Regions from separate parts of the Homo sapiens genome. Here regions 1, 2 and 4 are each linked to region 3. The links are chromatin contacts, found by Hi-C or POLR2A ChIA-PET in ENCODE. All regions are on one chromosome and are shown on one strand. The core of a region is the stretch at or near the end of the contact, and the rest is flanking DNA. Distances in the headings are between cores, read along the strand shown. Region 1 has its middle 96 kb from the start of ADO. Region 2 has its middle 45 kb from the start of ADO. Region 3 overlaps LOC105378327 (a long non-coding RNA gene). Region 4 has its middle 170 kb from the start of ZNF365.

Evidence for each region. A loop is a pair of places that touch in the nucleus more often than their neighbours do. ChIA-PET counts read pairs that join two places held with the same protein, here RNA polymerase II (POLR2A). Pooled maps may share reads with other maps.
Region 1: a map with no recorded cell type shows a loop between it and region 3 (7-fold over the local background). The contact joins two enhancer-like sites. A Hi-C loop is called at or near these places in 2 of 168 maps with a recorded cell type or tissue (CD4-positive, alpha-beta memory T cell and CD8-positive, alpha-beta T cell), 19 of 37 single-sample maps with no recorded cell type and 8 of 50 pooled maps. POLR2A ChIA-PET finds 5 or more read pairs at or near these places in 2 of 52 experiments (CD4-positive, alpha-beta memory T cell and OCI-LY7).
Region 2: a loop to region 3 is called in a map of CD14-positive monocyte, with 2.5 times the contacts of the local background. The contact joins two enhancer-like sites. A Hi-C loop is called at or near these places in 5 of 168 maps with a recorded cell type or tissue (B cell, CD14-positive monocyte, Right ventricle myocardium inferior and 2 more), 8 of 37 single-sample maps with no recorded cell type and 13 of 50 pooled maps. POLR2A ChIA-PET finds 5 or more read pairs at or near these places in 8 of 52 experiments (CD4-positive, alpha-beta T cell, CD4-positive, alpha-beta memory T cell, CD8-positive, alpha-beta memory T cell and 5 more).
Region 4: a map of CD14-positive monocyte shows a loop between it and region 3 (2.9-fold over the local background). The contact joins two enhancer-like sites. A Hi-C loop is called at or near these places in 2 of 168 maps with a recorded cell type or tissue (both CD14-positive monocyte) and 7 of 50 pooled maps. POLR2A ChIA-PET finds 5 or more read pairs at or near these places in 2 of 52 experiments (OCI-LY7 and activated CD4-positive, alpha-beta T cell).

The regions. Positions count from the first base shown.
Region 1 is chr10:62,707,319-62,710,823 of GRCh38, forward strand. No RefSeq gene overlaps it. Among named protein-coding and RNA genes, the nearest start is that of ADO, 96 kb to the right of the region's middle. Within about 2 kb of position 1,418, at least 2 of the 41 ENCODE cell types and tissues checked have a DNase peak (open chromatin) inside an H3K27ac peak, as active enhancers do.
Region 2 is chr10:62,758,345-62,761,756 of GRCh38, forward strand. No RefSeq gene overlaps it. Among named protein-coding and RNA genes, the nearest start is that of ADO, 45 kb to the right of the region's middle. Within about 2 kb of position 1,725, at least 5 of the 41 ENCODE cell types and tissues checked have a DNase peak (open chromatin) inside an H3K27ac peak, as active enhancers do; they include CD14-positive monocyte, where a contact is called at or near this core.
Region 3 is chr10:62,630,847-62,634,287 of GRCh38, forward strand. The region is part of intron 1 of LOC105378327 (a long non-coding RNA gene); the gene reads right to left. Among named protein-coding and RNA genes, the nearest start is that of ADO, 170 kb to the right of the region's middle. RefSeq lists an enhancer at 1,459-1,628. Within about 2 kb of position 1,810, at least 14 of the 41 ENCODE cell types and tissues checked have a DNase peak (open chromatin) inside an H3K27ac peak, as active enhancers do; they include CD14-positive monocyte and OCI-LY7, where a contact is called at or near this core.
Region 4 is chr10:62,539,113-62,542,397 of GRCh38, forward strand. No RefSeq gene overlaps it. Among named protein-coding and RNA genes, the nearest start is that of ZNF365, 170 kb to the left of the region's middle. Within about 2 kb of position 1,384, at least 3 of the 41 ENCODE cell types and tissues checked have a DNase peak (open chromatin) inside an H3K27ac peak, as active enhancers do; they include CD14-positive monocyte and OCI-LY7, where a contact is called at or near this core.

The DNA.
Region 1 (3,505 bases), core at 168-2,667, 76 kb after region 3:
AAGCGAGGCATTTGGTTGAGTTTGGTTTTAAATTAATAGAATAATTGCATTGTTTGGAAACACAAAAATGCTTTCTTTTAAAAACTTAACTTTGTTATATTTATCTGCTCTAGAAGATTCTTAGTAGTTAAAGAAGGTTGGCTTACTTCTGAATATGGGTGGCATGCATACCTCTATGCCTATCATAAAGAGATGTGGTTGTGGTTGTACTTCATTCAAAAACACAGAAAAAACATCAGAGTGCCTCAAAATAATCAATCCATTCAATGCCTTTTGCCACTCTCCTTCTACATGCCTACACCACACAGGGGATCTGCAAGTGGCAATCTTGCCACTTACGATTCGTTAGGAACTATAGCTATTCACAGTGTAGCTCCATCCATTTGTCCTAAATATGGACATGTCCCATCACCTTACAGAGAATAATTGAAAGCTTCTTCTCTAACAACTTAGCCTTACCGAAAAGCTTATCAAAAAGGTTATTACATAGAGAAACAACCAGTTGGCATATGCAATAAAGACCCTCCAAGTGCTTCCTTCAGGTATGCCTTATTGATAGATGTATTTTGTCGGCAAAGACTGAAAGGTCCCCACAAAAAAGTCTCATTTGTGCCCTGTTCTCCTTAGCCCAGTTGTTCATTTCATTAAGGTCATAGAGAGACATGTTCCGAGAATGCTATGCAAATTATCTAAAATTAGTGTAAGGCTATTTTCACCCTGCCAACCCCCTACTCTACTGATGCTAAATATATATTTATATATATACATATACAAAGCAGAGACTATAAGTAGCCTAGCTCCCATGAATGCCTGCAGCCTAATACCAGTGAAGAAAATATATTTGCTAAGTATTTGTCTTTTCATCTAGAACTATTCAAATGCCATTTGATCCTTTTGGAATCCAAACGGGTATAGTAACATTAAAGTTTATTTTCTTGCTTTTTAAAGCACAAAGGAGCCAAATCTATTGTCTTGATTGATCTGTGTTTTCTTGCTGCACCAGCAGATGAATTTTATGTATTTGTGTATTTTGATTCCATCTCTCCTGGTGTCATAGATACAGGAATATACTTAATCTCTGACATGCATTGCAATGCCAGAGCAACATGGTAGTGAAAGGCTTCCAGGACAAGTTCTCCTAAAAGCTCATCCTCACAGGTTAGCTCTTCTCCTTAAAAGTGTATACTAACTCCTAAGAGAAAATTTGTTTTTAATGGTTCCTGGGTTTTGTCTCTGGGAGACTGTTTTGCATGTAAATTCCTTTGGACCAGAGTCAGGAATATCCTTTCTGTGAGCCTTTTGGGTATATTTTCATGGCAGCCAGTTCATTCTGTGTTAACTAAAGTCTATCAGTTGGTTGATTTTTTTCCATCGTATCCTGAACCAGAAACCTCAAGATCTCACGTGCCCGTTAGTCCCTGCCCAAGACCCAAGGTCAGATGATTTCCCACAGAGCCAAATATAGAGAAAACAAAACAAAACTCACTGAGCCCTACTGTAGGAGGAAGAAGAGGAGTGTTCCACTTTCAGAGCAGCTTAAACTACAGCCTGTGTTCCCACGATGCAGGGAGTATCCCTCCACATTTTGTAAATGTTCCAAAGGGCCATGCCAGGTAATATTTTGCCATCAGGATGCTCAGCTTGTGGCCTACATTAGATAATGCATAATTCATTCTCTCAGATTGCTTTTGAGCTAGTTGAGAGAGTAAGATATAGACACATAAAATGATTAGTAAATTGTTGGCAAACAAGTGCTAATACAGATGTCTGGAGACTAGTTAATGAAATGCAACAAATCTGTGTTTCTAAAACCCCTCAGTTCGTAATGATTGGTCATGCTTTCATCTACCATAAACCCAGCATCTCTAGTAATAACCCTTGCTTCCAATTTTAATTCAGCAAGCCTAGTCATGGCTAATTTCTCATTAATCTCCTAGTCAATGAGATTCTGTTACAGAGGGGCTGAATGACTTTTTAAGATAGACTAGTGGGACCCCAAAAGATACTATGAGCCAACAGTACACTCTATATTCTAGTTGTTTCGACCTAGAGATGACTATTATGACTCAATAAATCTATTATTGGAAACAAAATATTTTTTAAAGTGACTTACTGTTGTAACTAAGCAAAACCCACAAATCCAAAAGTCCTGTGGCCATGGTATCACATGCGGTGAAACGTCAGCTATAGATGTCCACCAAAAAACAGTGTAATGTTCATTTGCACAGTCAAAACAAACTTTTATTAAATGCTTATCCCATGCCAAGACCAAAGTATACAAGATAAGTGAAAAAAATGGTTAAGAAACATACAAATGAACAAATCAATAAAATGGTGTGATAATTACTATTAGCAAAAGAATCTAGAAAGTACTAACAGAGTACTTATAGTAAAATGAAAGAGTTTTATAAGGAATCAGGAAAGGCACTCCAGAGAAGGTGACATTTGATATGGGCCTTAAAAGATGAATAGGAGTTCATGAGAAGTGGCAGCACAGCATATGTTCACAAACCACTATATCTACAGTATCCAATATGAAGTTTAGAAGTATGTGAACACATAACACTTCTAAGAGGAGCAATGAGTGGCTTGGCATGGCTGGAAATAAGGACACAGGGAGATTCTGAGGTTAAGAAAAGACTGTTTTAAGACTGTGAAGGGCCTTACGTGCTCTGCGAAAGAGCAAGTATGGGACTGCTAACTGCTTTTAAGCAGGAGGACGACATGATTAGTATGTAAAAGATATACAGAAGGAAAGATACGAGGTGGGAAGGGAAGGCCAGTATTCCAATAGCCAGAGAAAGAGGTAATAAGAACCTGAATTATTTATATCTTTATTTGTTTGTTGCCTGTTTTCCATCTTGTTTCAGAGGAAACTGAAGGCAGCATCTAAGAATGCATAAAATATGAAGTGGTATAAAATAAGTGTAAAACCAAAGAAGAATGAAAAACAACGATCAAATGGCTCCATTCGAGATGGGGCACAAATGAAGAGTTAAAAATAAACGTTCTACATATTGGTTAATGATTGCCCAAGAGAAGTATAACTCACTCTTCTCGGTATTAACCCAAAACAGGAACTTCTCCTAAGTGAAAGAAAGGCTCTGGAAAGTCATGAATAACACCCTCAAAAACTTCCTTCAGCTAGCTTTGCAGATCTGATTTGGTACAGGGTTAGATTTGATCTGGATGGGCCCTTAAAATCATCCTCCCTTCATGTTGTTTCTCAGGGCTGAGCACTTGATAAAAACTGGATGGTCCAAAGCTAGAAAGGGCCTCAACTAACAAGGATCTGAAGCTACTCTGTACTCTTATTGATCACAGGTCTTTTATCTTAGTAGATGATCAATTTAGAAACAGGACCAGTATCTCATGAAAGTTGAAGCTGGCACTCCATAAAAATGGGAATCTCAAGAGAAAACCTGTCCCCACTGGAAGTGAGTCAAGGGAGAATAGACAGGTAAGAAAGATCTTAAAGGCAGAGGTGATGAGGATGGAGAAGAGA
Region 2 (3,412 bases), core at 475-2,974, 130 kb after region 3:
TGTTATCATTGCTGGTACTGTCAGAATGGTCAAATACCCTCTGAGTTTGTGCTTCTGCTGCTTTTTCTGCATGTTTTCAGCCGAATGCACCAGAGTCTTAGATTCCATCAGCTAGAGACTACCAGCGTCATGGGGGCAAGACCAAACCGCTTTTGCTCCTCATTTGGTTAAAACATGGCATTTTTTCCAAGCTAAGATTTGACACTACTAAAAAGAATGCGGTAGGTGCTCTCGAGTGAAACGTCTGAAGCAATTTCTCCCCCTGGAAATGTCCAAGAGAAGTCCTCACTTATTGAGCCGAGCCCAGTTGTCAGGGATGCCTTCCTCCATCACCTATGTGGTCCTTCCCTTCTCAGTACTCCCCGAGCTTGCCTGTTGCCCTTTCTCCTGTTTCTGAGCCTTCTGGGTGTGTCTTGTCTCCAGTACTCTTCTTGAGGCCAGGGTCTGTATTTTCATGTTCCTTGAATCTTCTGTGTCACTTCCCACTCCTCTTCATGTGCTATTGGTTGATTAATTCTAACCTCTGATATATGCTTCTTTTTATCTACTCATCACCTGTCTAAACTTAGCAAAATTGTCCAGCAAAATAATGGAGGAGCCTGAGTTCCACCACCTGTTGAAAAGAATAACACTTCCTAATGATGAAAATAATGGCAATTATAATAACTCTTACTGAAAATTTACAATATCCCAGGCATTATACTAAGTGCTTTACTAACATGACTTCATTTCATCCTCCCAGCAACCTCATGAGGTAGCTATTGTTACCTCTCATTTTTAGAGAAAGAAACAGAAGCACAGAATAAAATAACTTACCCAAGCAATAGAGTAGTCTGTCTGTTTGTGGATTTGGAGCCAGGATCCTGACCCAAGTCCATACCACCTCAGTATCTATAACCCTCTGGTTTTTACTGCACCAAACCAAAGCTTTAAAATTTACTTTGGAACATCAAAGTCCTTGCATATAAACCTATTGCTAATTGGGAGATTTTGATTTGTGGATTTGTATATACATCTAATTAACCTTTCTCATTTTATGAACCAAACCCATCTGTAACATGCATTGCCTTTTAAAGAATGAAACTGTCCTAACTCATAAATATCCCGTTTCTTCAAATTGTACCGAGGACAGGGATTGCTTCTTGTTGACAGGGTCAACTTATCCATTAGGTACGGCAGATGCAGTGCTCACATTCCACAATACTTTTACAGCGCCCATGAAAAGTGTTTTAATTTCTTTTAAAATGAGAAGAAAAAAACGAGCTTTCAGGTGGAAGGAAATATTGTGACATATAACACGAACACATTTGTCTGTATATCAGTGTAGCCATAAAATAGAATTATGTATTTATTTATCTTTAGGAAGAAGAAGGCCTACCATGGCAAAAGTGCCTAGGACCCCTGAAGTCCTAGTGTGGCTCGGCCTGTTGCCCATGCAGGGTTTACCAGAGCTCTCTCTTCTGGTGGAACTTCTCATAACACCTTCCTTTGCTGCCCCTACTATCAGGTTTCTGCTGCTTTGTGACATCAGGCTCTTCCATGTGGATTTCAAGTCCAACAGGGAGGCCTGGCTGGAAAAAATCATGACAGCTGCTTTTTAGCATAAATAGCACACAGCGGAACCCTGGTGTTAAAGGGTGGTTTCCTTCTCCCTTTCCACATCATGAGGCAACATAGCTGGATGGCACATCTAGACCACTCACCACGTGAGGGTTTTCTGGCCACAGATAGTCTTGCCACAGGAAAATAGGCCACAACAAAAAGGATATTTCAGAGAGGAAATTTTTGAAATGGCAGGAAAAAAGGCATCTTAGCTGTTTAGCAAGAATGCTCTTAAGTTAGGGTTCTAAGAAATGCACCTGTCACCACCAATTATAATGACAGGCTCCCAGAAAGCCTGGAGGCCAAGGTCCTAGAAGGGAAGACTGTCCCCAGATGGAGACTGCTTTGTGTCACTTCTTTCCCTCCTCATGCCCGTAATCTTGAGCGCTTTTTAGCAAGCTCAGAGATTCCAAATGTCTACCGAAAATACTTACAAAGCTTGAGGCAAGTCTCGGGTTAACATGAGGACTCAGTGAGGGGATCAGTGTCATCTTGACCCCAGCTGGACTGGGAACTCACTGAGAGCTGTGGACTTTAACTTTTGTTTCGTTTGAACTTTAGCGACCTTTATCCCCAAGTCTGGCCTGTGAGTAATGAATACGAAGCCTTCCTTTCAGCCTCTTGGTTTAAAGAAAGAGGAAGGAAACAGTCCATTGTTTTTCTAACTTCGCAGTTTCCTAGTGTAAAATGGAAAATTAAGGATGGCCAGTGAAAGCGGCAGGCATCGCTATAGAAGGACATCCGGTGAGGCCCAGGCCTGCAACAGACGGGCATCTGTTCACCGTGGGGCAATGGGGGACGGGACCGAAAACAAGCCGAAGCAAGTTTCCTTAGCAAACGGACGTGAATACTCACTATGGCCAACTCTTTCCTCCAAAACCTAATGTACAGCCTGTCTATCCTGTGTCTGGAACCCAGGGAAAGGAAACCTCGTTAGATTTACAAAAGTGGGAAAATATACCAGAGCAGCAGTTTCCTCCAGCTCCAAGAGAGATTTTGTTGTACCCGGAAGGCTAAAAGGGACAAGAGTAACAACAAAAATATTTTTAATATTCTGTTCTGTTCATCCACTAATGTGGTCAAAAATAGCTCTCAAGTTTGTCCAGCACAATTCGACCTTCATAATTATGTGGGTGATTATGGGGCCCTATTAGAGCTTTCAAAACACTTTGTACATAAGGGGCCTTTAAACATTTTACTATAATAAAAACTAGCTCATAAAAATCCCACACATTTCACATAGGCCTTTGATAACCCATCACACAATAATGACCTTGAGTGACTAACAGCCTGTACTACATTCAAACAGGTAGCTTAGAGGTAAAAGGTTTTTTCTCTTATTATCTCTGTCTGGAGTCACCCGGGGGCTTAGAAAAAAAAAATACTAGCTTTGCCTTTAGAAGAGCAAATTCGATGAGTCATCAGAAACAACCTCTTTCTTCTTTGGCTGCTTCTTCTTGCAGGCACGTTTGTCAGAGTGGAAGGCATGGATCAGGGCACAGGTGACTTGGGCCCCAACCCCAGTCTGGTAGCCACCTGTCTGTGGAGTCTGAGGTCCCTTCCTCTCTCTGTGCCTTGGTTTCTCTTCTGTAAGGAGAGGGTTGGACTAGAATCAGTGGAGTTCTGTGCAAGCACTCTAGGGCCTTCAGTTTGGGGAAAACCAAGCAGGGAGGTGCTACCCACCTCCTCTCAATCAAAGCAGACCCCTCTATATTTTATAGACAGGTTTATGAATTATGTTTTATTTGGAAAAAAAGTTTGAAAGCCATTATATGAGATGATCTCTCTAGGGCACCTTTCAGATTGTGAA
Region 3 (3,441 bases), core at 560-3,059:
AAGTTGCATGTAATTTACATGCTTAGACTCAGTCCATATACGGATAATCAAAGGCAGCGAGGAGGAGAAGGAATATTGAGGAACCGCTAGTAATGCTTAAAAAAAAAACAAACAGGCCGGGCGCGGTGGCTCACGCCTGTAATCCCAGCACTTTGGGAGGCTGAGGCGGACGGATCACGAGGTCAGGAGATCGAGACCATCCTGGCTAACACAGTGAAACCCCGTCTCTACTAAAAAACACAAAAAATTAGCCGGGCGTGGTGGCGGGCGCCTGTAGTCCCAGCTACGCGGGAGGCTGAGGCAGGAGAATGGCGTGAACTCGGGAGGCGGAGCTTGCAGTGAGCCGAGATCGCGCCACTGCACTCCAGCCTGGGCGACAGAGCGAGACTCCGTCTCAAAAAAAAAAAAAAAAAAAAAGAATTTGAGTGAGAGATCAGGAGTTTTCCTGTGGTTGTAGAGAGAACCAAGAATGTTTGCCTGGAGAAGAGAAGACTTGGAAAGCCATGGTATCATTCTTCTAAAGTTTGAAGAGCCCTTGTGTAGAAGAGGAAGTTGACTCTCTTTTTTTCTCAAGGGATAAACAGGACCAATACATGAAAGCGAGAGAGAGAACAAGTTGGGCTCAACAGGAGGAAGGTCTTCTTAATTACTTGAGTGGCTCCCAAAATGGAATGGACTGACTGCTGGGTCCCTAGTTCTTGAAGGGTTCCAGCAGGAGCTGGGAGCCCATGTAAATACAATGGTATTGGGGGCAGGGAGAAATTGTTTGCAGTGCCTCTCTGATTCTCTTTAAGATTTAAACATTTTTTTACCAAGCTATAGAATTTCTATCCTTATTTTCCCTGAACATTAAAATAGACATAATGTCATTTACCACTCCCATCACATGGACTACTCCTTATTAAAATATTAAAGAAATGAAATTTGCACCTATGCTATATAGATAGATGGATAGATAGATAGAACCTTTGAATATTGAAGTTAAAGAAATATGGAGCAAACCTATTTGTTCTCAACTTTCTGAAATAACTTTAACATCAACTATGTAGGAGAAAAATCTCTAAATATATCTTTCAACTCTTTACCTTTTTTTTAAAATAATATGGACCCTCTCAAAGACATGATAGAAGTACTCAGTGTGAGTTATATGGGTCAAATCCTTCAGAAATCCTGATTTATAATAATGCATTATTAAAACTGATACTATCAAAACTTCTATTTTGAGGATCTGCATGTCATCTATGACCCTAACAGCCTCCTAAGAGATAGATATTCTTAGTATTCCCATTTTACAGAAGAGAAAATTGAGGTTCAAAGGGGTCAGGAAACTTGTTCAAGGCCACCCAGCTAAATGTAGAGCTGTCTGACTCCCCAGCCCCTGCTCTTTCCACTGTGTCATACTCTTGGCCACTTCCTGTCTTGCTTGAACAAACATAGTTCAGGCAAAACGTACAAGCAACGATGACGTGCCACTGTTACACCTCCCAATTAAAACCTATAATTTCCGAGTCTGAACTGGAAATCCTTTGGCTCTGTGCTTTTGTCTGGCCTGCTCAGGAAAATGTTTATTTTGAGATGTGCACCTCTCAGAGCGGTTGGATATTTTCGGTGGCCCATTCACACATGGGCCACATTGAACTGAAGGTATAGAGCAGTGGCTTCACCCCACAACTGCAACAGCCCCGGCCCTGCCCTGCTCCCGACTTGGGGTCTGTTTCAGTGAGGGTGTTAAGGCTATTAGTAGGTCCATGGAGACTATAAATAGAGCCCTGGGCTTCAGCCAGCTCAGTGTGTTTATGTTTTTGGGTTGCGCTGCAACTGTTGTTGGTAATTATAGACGCGTGGGTGTGCATGGGTGCTGATGAACAGTTCCTCCTCCTGGTTTCCTCTTTGCACAAGACCAACACTGGGGGTGTCTGAACTCACAATCCCATCATAAGGTCCCGTGTGTCCAGTCACTGCTGTATTTCCTGGCCAAACTGAAATGACCAGGGGGGCTGAAAGATGTCAAGGTATTCCATGTCATCATTAGGGTCACCACCTGTGTCGTCAACGCTTTCTTTAAAAGAAATAAAGTGACATCATGTTTCATAGTCTTTGCAGACAAATGAGAAAAGGATTTATGGGTCTAATTGAAATGATGATTCCTAAGGGAACCTAGTGGAATGAGGAGTACATCGAGTCCAGTAAATTGCCGTGATCTGTAATGTTAGCTCTGAAAGGGCTACATTCTCCTTTAGATGTCCCAAAGGTATGTGCAATCTTTCACCAGTGAAGAGGGTGGGGTCACCTCTTCCTGCTTTTCTTTTGAGTCTCTGGTGATCCAAGTGAAGGTGGTGGTCACAGCCTGAGGCTGCTCCCTGAGCTGACCATCGGCTACCAGAACAGTCAAGTATGTCCAATTCTAACCCATCTATTGAACTTGGGCTGTGCCAAAGAGACACCAGTAGAGTAGAAGTAGCTGATGGAAATCAGGAAAAAAATGCTGCCATCTTTTTTTTTTGAGACGGAGTCTCGCTCTGTCACCCAGGCTGGAGTGCAGTGGTGCGATCTCCGCTCACTGCAAGCTCCACCTCCTGGGTTCACGCCATTCTCCTGCCTTAGCTTTCCGAGTAGCTGGGACTACAGGCATCCGCCAGCACGTCTGGCTAATTTTTTTTTGTATTTTTAGTAGAGACGGGGTTTCACCGCATTAGCCAGGATGGTCTTGATCTCCTGACCTTGTGATCCGCCTGCCTCGGCCTCCCAAAGTGCTGGGATTATAGACGTGAGCCACTGCACCCCGCCAAATGCTGTCATCTTAAAGGTACACACTTGGGAGGACTTTCTTCTCCACTACCTAACCTTACCCTATGCCTTTGGGTGATGGTGGCAGAAAGTCAGCTGGTGGGAAAGAGAAAGTGGGAAGATTTAGGGGGTTGGTCCAATTCTATTTTACATGCCCCATCTTGTCCTACTATTGTCTTCACTTATTTAGTTCATCTGCCCTGATGACAGGCTAAGTAGGTTCAGACTGTTTAGCGGGCTGGAATAACACAGTACCTGGAGTCAAGAGAAAAATACCCAAGTGGTGGCCACCTAGGAAGTTTGACCAAAAAAAAATTTGGTGCCATTCCTCTTAACCCCAAATATGACCCCCTACGAACTGGCCCATTCAAAAGGATCAAGGAGTGGCAGATAATTCTTTACGTCCACAAGGCTGAGCACATGGTAGGTGTTCCTTAAATATTTGCTAAACTGATCTATTTGGAGTCCTTGATTTTCATGTGTTAACTCTCTTACAGCCCACACTTTCAATACTACAGATACTCCTGCCCCTAAATTATTTCATGCATACTGAGTTCAAGAGTTCATTCATTAGCTGACCGAAGAACACTGGGTGCTTTCCCATAAAGAGCTGCACAAAACTGTTCAGTTTAACAGCAGTACCATGTTGGTAAT
Region 4 (3,285 bases), core at 134-2,633, 92 kb before region 3:
ATGACCTTATTTGTCTATGGAACCTAAAAAACTAAAACTCATAGAAGTAGCAAGTGGAATGGTGATTACCAGAGGCTGGTAGGCGGAAAGGGAAGGGTGAGGATAGGAAAGGGAAGATAATTGTCAAAGGGTACAAAGTTTCCGTTAGACCAGCAGGAATAAGTTTCAGGATCTATTGCACAGCATGGTGACTCATAGCTAATGATAAAGTTCATATATCTCAAAACTGCTGAAAGGGTTAATTTTAAATGTTTTCACCACGCAAAAAAATGATAAGTATATGAAATGATGAATAATGTTAATTAGCTAGATTTAATCACTCTACAATAATTCATGACATGGCATTGTACCTGGTCTATAATTATTATTTGTCAATTAAAAATAAAATAAAATGGTCAGGTGCGGTGGCTCACTCCTGTAATCCCAGCACTTTGGGAGGCTGAGGCGGGCAGATCACTTGACGTCAGGAGTTCAAGACCAGCCTGGCCAACATGGTGAAACTCTGTCTCTACTAAAAATACAAAAATTAGCCCAGCACGGTGGTGCACACCTGTAATCCCAGCTACTTGGGAAGCGGAAGCATGAGGATCGCTTGAACATGCGAGGCGGAGCTTGCAGTGAGCCAAGATCACTCCACTGCACTCCAGCCTGGGCGACAGAGGGAGACTCCGTTTCAAAAATAAATAAATAAATAAATAAATAAATAAATAAATAAATAAATGAAATAAAATACCACAAAACTTAAAAAAAAGGAATCAGTTTCAAATGGCTACCTACTATATGATTCCATTTGTATGACATCTGGAAAACACAAAACTACAGTGATGGAGAAAAGATCAATGGTTGTCAGAGGCTATGGACAGGAGGAGGATGTGTCTAAAAAAGGAGCAGCACAGGGAATTTTGGCAGTGATGGATCTGTTCTGTGTCCTGTTTGTGGTGAAGGTTTACATGAATCTATATATGTGTGTGTGTAAATATACATACATATATACACGTACATGTATATGTACATGTTTATACACATATATGTATATACACATATGTAGTTGTACATGTATATGCATACATATGTATATATAAATAATATACACATGCATATATGTGTATATACACATATGTGTATATATATGTAAACATATATAGCGTCTCTCTATATAACATATATAATCTATGTATGTGTTAACTCTACATCCAAAAAATCAATTTTATCGGATGTTAACTTTAAAAATAAAGAAAATAGAGCAAAAATTCATACTTAGTATTTCAAATATTTTTAAAGGAGGAAATATCACTCATGAAGAAAACAATACATTGTGAAACATAAAAACAGGCAGAACTGAAACAGTATCATGTGAGTGTGAGCTTTTTTTAGAAGAGAGTGATTAAGTAACTTGACAACAAGACACATATTTAATAAGAGACACTAGTGGGATTTGAATGCAAGTCCCCTGACTTGGACTACAGAAGAATTTTTACAGAAGTATCCCACAAAGCACCCGTGCTAAGTGGGAAAGAGCCCTGGATTCCAACTCAACATGCTTGCATTTGAATCTTGGCTCCACCCTGCCTTCTAGCTTTGAATCTGTTTCCTCTTCTGTAAAATGAGATCAATAGCAGAATCTACCTTATAAAATTTTGTCACGTGTATGTAAAATGCTTCATGTATCCCCGACATAGGAGTGTTCAAGAAATGGCAGCTATTTACCTCTTGCAGCCTTAGTTTCTCCCCTAGCAACATAGAAATGACACCTGCGTTGTGAGAGATTTAAAAAGCATGCTACAAATATGTTCTTTTGCTGGCATGTTAGTATTTGCACAAAGAACACAAGTCCTTGAGGTTTATATTTAGTTACAGAAATGGATGAAGTAAATTGAATTTAGGTATGTTTGATACAAAACACAGTCTTCCTTTCACTCCCACCCCACCTCCAGCTCCTTTCTCATTTTTGGCTGTGTAATGAATGCTCTCTGGGTACATGTCCATAACTATTTAAAAATATCTATCAAGATTTTCTTCATCGAGATTTTATATATATATATATGTGTGTGTGTGTGTGTGTGTGTGTGTGTGTGTGTGTATTATATATGTCTATGTATTCCTGTACAGCCTGCAGAACCATATGGATATGGTGTGGATCTGTGTCCCCACCCATATCTGATATTGAATTGTAATTTCCAGTGTTGGAGGTGAGGACTGGTGGGAGGTGATTGGACCACGGGGGAAGATTTCTTGTGAATGATTTAGCCCCATCATCTTTGTACTATCCTCATGATAGTGAGTGAGTTCCTGTGAGATGTGGTCATTTAAAAATGTGTAGCACTTTCCCCCTCACTCTGTCATTCCCGCTCTGCTCATGTGATGTGCCTGCTGTGGCCATATGATGTGCCTGCTCCCCCTTCGCCTTCTGCCATGATTGTCTAAGTTTCCTGAGGCCTCTCCAGAAGCCAGCAGATGCCAGCGTCATGCTTACAGTACAGCCTGCAGAACTATGAGCCAATTAAGCATCTTTTCTTTATAAATTACCCAGTCTCATGTATTTCTTTATAGCAATGCAAGCACAGACTAATACATATATAATCTGGGCTCAAAGACAAGAAAAAGTAATCAAGATAAGGAACAAGAGGAAGGCAGAGGGAAGCAAGAGGAGCAGAAAAAAAGCCTCCTAGAATAACTTTTCTGAGCAAAGCAACTCTGGTTAGCTTGTTGCTTTTATGCACTTGTGAAGCAGGAGCACACATTGCAAGCACCCTGATTATTATTATAAATATAGATCACCTCGATTACTGTAAGTGATGTTGCTTAATACAATGGATAGCAGCTTTTTAAAACAGGCAAAGCTCTTTTCCAAGTATTGACGTCAGCAGGACCTTGTAATTGTTCCTCTTATTGGTTCAACCGCCACTACAGCCACAGATGTCGCCAGCAAGCATGACAGGGACTGCCGCTTTCCACACTGCAACACAGACTCGAAGAAGCTGCCCTCTACTTGGGGTTGGTAGGGTTGGTAGCAACCTTTGCCTCTAGCTTATTAGCTGTGTGCATCATTTTCAGTTAGAGGTGTAAGATGGTTGGGAGAAGCGGATCAAGGTGTGCTTAGGTAGGAAATGTTTGTTTTATCTCTTTTCTCACTTGAGTTTACAAAATTCAGTGTTAGAATTCACCTCAGTTCACCTGTAAGGTAGGCATTGGTGCTCTCCTTATTCATAGGCAGAGGAAATGCCTGCCTGGTTTAATTCTTTAGGTGAGAATCTGCAAGCCCTTTTCTCCTACTCCAACTCATTC